2 separate regions of the Homo sapiens genome follow, and region 1 is linked to region 2. The links are chromatin contacts, found by Hi-C or POLR2A ChIA-PET in ENCODE. All regions are on one chromosome and are shown on one strand. Each heading gives the region's core, a stretch centred on a gene start or an enhancer-like site at or near the end of the contact. The rest is flanking DNA. Distances are from core to core; before and after follow the strand shown. Region 1 has its middle 43 kb from the start of LINC02542. Region 2 overlaps LINC02542 (long intergenic non-protein coding RNA 2542).

Region 1 (2,700 bases), core at 176-2,675, 120 kb after region 2:
CATTCCTTCACACCTGACACAGACACCAGACTTTTCTGCATCTCTTCCTGGCCCTTTAGGAGAAGCAGAGACTACTATTGGTTCCTTTACTATCAAAGACAGACACCAAAAGCTCCTCAAATCTCCAGAGAATGTGAAGTTTATCATTTCTAAGTATACTGGACAAACTCTTTTTTTTTCTGATTTAACTAGTAATATGTCATCTGGAAAAGCTATTTTGTCATAAATTAGAAAGAGCATCAAGAAGAAATAAAAATTATTTTGCTCCAACATGTACATGGAGAAAAGGTAAGTGGAAGAGCAGAGGGGAGGGGAAGGGAGGCCATTAGCAAAGGCCACCACTAGCTAAGGTTTGTGCTGGAAACTTCTTTAAGCAGATGTTGATTTCACATGCTGCATTTGATACACGTGTCTCCTGATAAAAGCAAAGGGAATGAAATTACAAAGTCCAACACTGTCATCACCACAAAGCAATATGCAAATTATGGTCTTAAAATAAGTGTCTGAGAGACCTGGGTAGTTTCATCCATACAAAGGCAATTTCTTTGTCATCCTCTTACTGATTAACTACACTAATCTCCGGTGAAGCGAGCTTGGGATTCCTACAAAGTACAATGTTGTGATCCATGACATTTAAGACATGGAAGGGGCCTCTCCAGAAATGAGCCACTGGGCTGAGCCTGGGCAGAAAATAGACTGCAATGAGTCACACAATGTAAGACGGCACAAAAGATGATTCACCATGTCTAAAGGAAAATAAATAGGAGTGAATGGCTAGTGTACTCAGGGAAACTCAGTCCCAATGGGCAGAGTTTATTGGTCTGCATCACTCTGAGTTCCGTCATGGAGCTGTTGGGATGAGGTGATGGTGCTGGAAATGCTGAAACGGTGAGGGGGTGAGGAAGCAGCTCCTTTTGGGGCAGTAGCAGTGCAGTAGCTGCTTGTTTCCAGTTAAGGATCTCTGTGGCAGGGGGATACATCCGCACTGGATGCTCTGAAGTGTATGATGTGAAATGATTTATCCAGAAGGCTGCACAGCTGGCATCAGATAAAACATTTGGAACCACTTTAGCTGTGCATTACCTAGAGGCAGCATTCTCTTCCTCGATGCTGAATTTAAACCATTCCTGTCATTTCAGACTCTCTAATGAAATCTGTTTCTCACAGGATGTCTCTGTCTTGGAAATGGCATGTGGTCTCCTTGCAAAATGAAAAGGAATTTAAAGCATATAAATCACCTGTTTTTCTTCCTCTCTCACCCTACACACACACACACACACACACACACATACACACAGACACACACACACACACACCCTTTCTGTTAAAAAAATTTCAGAACAGAAGAAGAAAAGCATGGAAGTGATAAAGGTATGCTTCTCAGAACAGGGAATGGTGAGGGAGGAGTGGCTACTGCCTGTCAATAGCTCACAAGCAGCAATGCTGACTGCCAAATGACTCATGCAAAAGTCCCAGAGGGATCGGTTCCCTCAGTCGCCCTTTAGGAGAGAGAGACAGAAAACGTGATATAAATGTTCCCACAGAATCACGGCTTTGTCAGATCCAAGGCTTATGCTGCTGCTCACTATGCTGGAGTGTAAATAAGTTGATGTGCCCTATCGTAGCTAAAAACCTAACAGAAAACATTCAAAACACTCACATACATACTTGTACACAATTCAAGCTCCAATGCGAAAGTATAAATAGTCTGAGTCTCTCCTGTTCTATGCTTGAATATTAAAGTAAGTTTTAAAGCCTTCCAATATTACTTGATGCAATTTAAAAGCTAAATCTATATTGTGATATTACTATCTTTATCTCAACTATAATTCCAAAACCACTTCAAGAAACTAAAAATCAAGTTTAAGCAGAACCCAGGAAGGGCTGCAGTTTGAAGTCTAAACACAAATGCTCTTTACTATTGGTAAATAGGGGCCTTACTTCCATTGATTATAAGCCACAGTTACAAGAACACCACATCTTTAACTTTTCCCATATACCTTGGTTTTCCATGGTGATGATGCTACTGCTTACCATAGTTCTTCACCTCGCCTGGAATTAGCCAAAGAATTGGATGCTATTTTCAAGGGTGCTAGAAAAGACACCTAGGGCTCGGCCCAATTTGTAACAGTACAACAAATGGTTAGTGAGCCTTGTTTGTCTGAGTACCCTCCTTCCTCCACACAATGTGGCTCAGAAACAGCAGCTAAGTAGAGGCTTCTGTGCCCCTCTCTTAAGGTGAACAGACAGGGAGGACACCAGGAGCCCTTATCAATGATGGTTCAGTGAGAAATGGGAAGAGTTTTGTTGTTTTTTGTTTAAAGAAGCAGACCCTCTGAATACTTTCCTAGAGAGCCCAAACCATTCAGGTTGCTTGATCTCTTGAGTTGCCAGGGTTTTCTATCCAGGCCTTTGGCCAAAACTGCTGTGGTCACCATGCATTGTGAGATTACAGTGCTCAAATAGTTAATGTGGCTGAAAGCTTCCACTGGACATTTTATGGGAGGTGACACAAAGCCACTGGGGAAGAAACTGGTTCTTCATAGGAAGTCCTAAAGCCCTACACCATAAATCACTTCAGGTGTCAAAACATCTTCTTAAGCCACATCATCAATGTTTCTGGCTTTCATTAACACAAGCAAAACCACCTGCAGTCCTCACTACCAAAACTAAGAGCTTTAGTCTTCCTGAGGTTCTACC
Region 2 (2,700 bases), core at 101-2,600:
CATCAATTTCATAAAAATGGAAACTGTCAAAGTATTTTCTATTCTGACAGTTTCCCAAAGAGTGCTATGCAGGAAGATTCACTCTCCACCTGAAACATTCTGCATTTTAAGAAATACAAATTAGTGAGGACATAAGCAGCCAAGTGATGATTATCCCAGCACACTGTGAGTCTGAACCTTGCAGTTCCAAGGTCAGTGCATAGAGTCAATCGTATACATTTTGAGGATCCTGGGTTAGTGTTTAAATTAAGTCATATGCTGCCCACCCTCCTCAGTCCTAGAGTTATCTACACTAACTTTCTAGTGAGAATTTTGTCTCTTCCTGAAGTATAATCCCACCTCAAACCCAGCTTCGCATTGCTATCAATGGAAAGGCATTGCCATCCCATTTTAGAATATAGTTTTATCTGATTGCAATATGGTTTTATATGCAACATGTAAAAGGTATGGGCAGAAGAAATGCTATTTTGGAATGCATGCTTATCAACACATAACAAGTGTGCAATAAAAATTGCAAAGAGCTGTTTTTAACATAATATGGCAAATCCCTGAGAGTATCTGGAAGAGTCAATAGTGCACGTGGTTTGGCAATCTGAGCAGCTGACTCTGCAACCTCACCTCCAAACATAAAGAGGGCTTCAGGTTATTTTTAAATATAAACTGATATCTGTATTCATTCAGATATCTGTATAATATATGAGGAACTATGGATTTATGGAGAGAAATTGGATGCATCAAACTGAGAAAGGGAACGGTCAATGAACTGAAAGTTCACCAAAAAGATGGAATCAGCAAATGACCAACAAAGCCAAAGCAAGTTCCTTCTCGCTGCCAAGTCTGATGCTACCCATTTTTGATTGAGAGACTTCTCCCAAATTTTGATCCAATGTTCAAGGCTCAGTTCAAATCCCACTTGCTCTACAGGTCTATGATGACCTGTTACTGCTGAAATCCTAGAGTATTTGTCTTTACTTCTCAGTTTGGAACATCACTATATATTCTTTTATGTTATTTGCTAAGATTTCACGTGCTTGGGTCTTATCTCCTCAGCCAGAATATGTTTCACAGGGTGAAACAGCTGTCAACCATCGTGAATTCCAGTGTCCCAGCATAGAGCAGGGCACTTCATGGAACCCCTGATAAATATCTTCCGATCTATTCAATAACATGCTACAGGACAGACCATTGCCAAACAGACAGAGGAAGAAAAGCAAGGGAAAAGGAGAGCAGGGTGCAGGGACTGTGCCCTCATGAAAGCAGCTAAGATTTCCTGAAATGACTCATAGAACAGGAATGCCAACACTGATGAGTAGAAGTGGCTACATGTCTTAGACAGTTGAACTCTGATATTCTCTTAGTATTAGCTGACTCCTGGATTACTTCCTCTAACAGTGTATAAGGGGCAAATTTTTTGTTAAGAAACTTCCATCCTAGGTGTTAAGAAAAAGTCCACATGAAAGGATTTCCCCCTCCAGAGCACTGTAAGAATTACTAATCAAATGAATCACCTGACCTATGGTCCCGGAATGTTAAAACTGGAAGGAGTGTCACATATCATCTGATCTCTGTTCCAGAAACTGAGGCCCAAAGACATGAAATGACTTGTTCAAAGCAATGTAACTGGTTAGTAGCAGAGCTGTGTCTAGAACACAGGCTTCCTGGTTTCTAAGGCCCATGATCTTTCCATATCCATTTCATGAGAAGTAGCAGAATTCCACTGGCTTAGTTGGTGAAACTGCCAATGACTAGTCTCTATTCCTCCTCATTTGATTTCCTCTTCTCATCAGACTGGACCTTCATCACTTAAACCATTCTCCCATCAAGGCTGGATTTCAGTTTCCTTGACTATGTGTCCTACTGCCCCTATACCAGAAGCCTTAAACACGGAGTGAATCCAATAATCTACTTTGTCCCTTCCTCCGCGGTATGCTAAACACAAATGGAAAAAATCATACAATCACAACAAAAATGTATGATTCTCATTTCCTGTGCCCTCAACAATGAACAGCATTCCTTTGACTTATTCTTGATCGGCACCCTCTCCAGCCCCCTTAGTGACTACTTCAAACTCCAGCCCCCTCTTCAGCTCCACATTAGGGTTAGGGTCTCAATAATGAGAATGAGACTCATTCTTATTAATGGCCACACCTGCTACTTCACAGTGGGAATAAGCACTTTCATCAGCCTTCCACCCAATCTACCAAGCTACATTCACCCCACTGAACTTTACTTACTTCTTCAGGACCTTGTTCTATCGACTCTCTCTTTCTGCTGTATAACCAACCTCCCTGTTTTTGCTTGCTTCTCTTCAGCACAAAAACGTGCCCAAATATATCTTCAGCAAACTATTTCTTAACTCTGCGTTATCCCTATAGCTTTCACTCTATCCTTCTCTTCACAACTGTTCTTGATGACTTTACCTCCTTCCTTTCCATTTCCCCCATCATAGCACGCAGTAAATTTGTGATTCTAGCCCTTACATTCTGAAACGGACTAGGAAAGGTCAACTATAACATCTTAAGGCACATAGCCATTTTTTGTATTTTTAATATTGTTACTGTAGTAAAATATATATACATAAAATTTACCAATTTGAACATTTTAAGTGTATAAGTCTGTGGCATTAAGTACTTTTTACAGTGTTGTACAACCATCACCACTCTCCATTTGCATGAACTTTTTCATCATCACAAACAGAAA

Evidence for each region. Hi-C counts contacts between places; a loop is a spot of excess contacts on that map. ChIA-PET counts read pairs that join two places held with the same protein, here RNA polymerase II (POLR2A). Pooled maps may share reads with other maps.
Region 1: a pooled map shows a loop between it and region 2 (6-fold over the local background). The contact joins two enhancer-like sites. A Hi-C loop is called at or near these places in 1 of 168 maps with a recorded cell type or tissue (ascending aorta) and 5 of 50 pooled maps. POLR2A ChIA-PET finds 5 or more read pairs at or near these places in 1 of 52 experiments (MCF 10A).

The regions. Positions count from the first base shown.
Region 1 is chr6:82,143,671-82,146,370 of GRCh38, forward strand. No RefSeq gene overlaps it. Among named protein-coding and RNA genes, the nearest start is that of LINC02542, 43 kb to the left of the region's middle. RefSeq lists an enhancer at 516-1,715. Within about 2 kb of position 1,426, at least 13 of the 41 ENCODE cell types and tissues checked have a DNase peak (open chromatin) inside an H3K27ac peak, as active enhancers do.
Region 2 is chr6:82,021,466-82,024,165 of GRCh38, forward strand. The region is part of intron 3 of LINC02542 (long intergenic non-protein coding RNA 2542); the gene reads right to left. The region is part of intron 2 of LOC107986617 (a long non-coding RNA gene); the gene reads left to right. Among named protein-coding and RNA genes, the nearest start is that of LINC02542, 79 kb to the right of the region's middle. Within about 2 kb of position 1,351, at least 5 of the 41 ENCODE cell types and tissues checked have a DNase peak (open chromatin) inside an H3K27ac peak, as active enhancers do.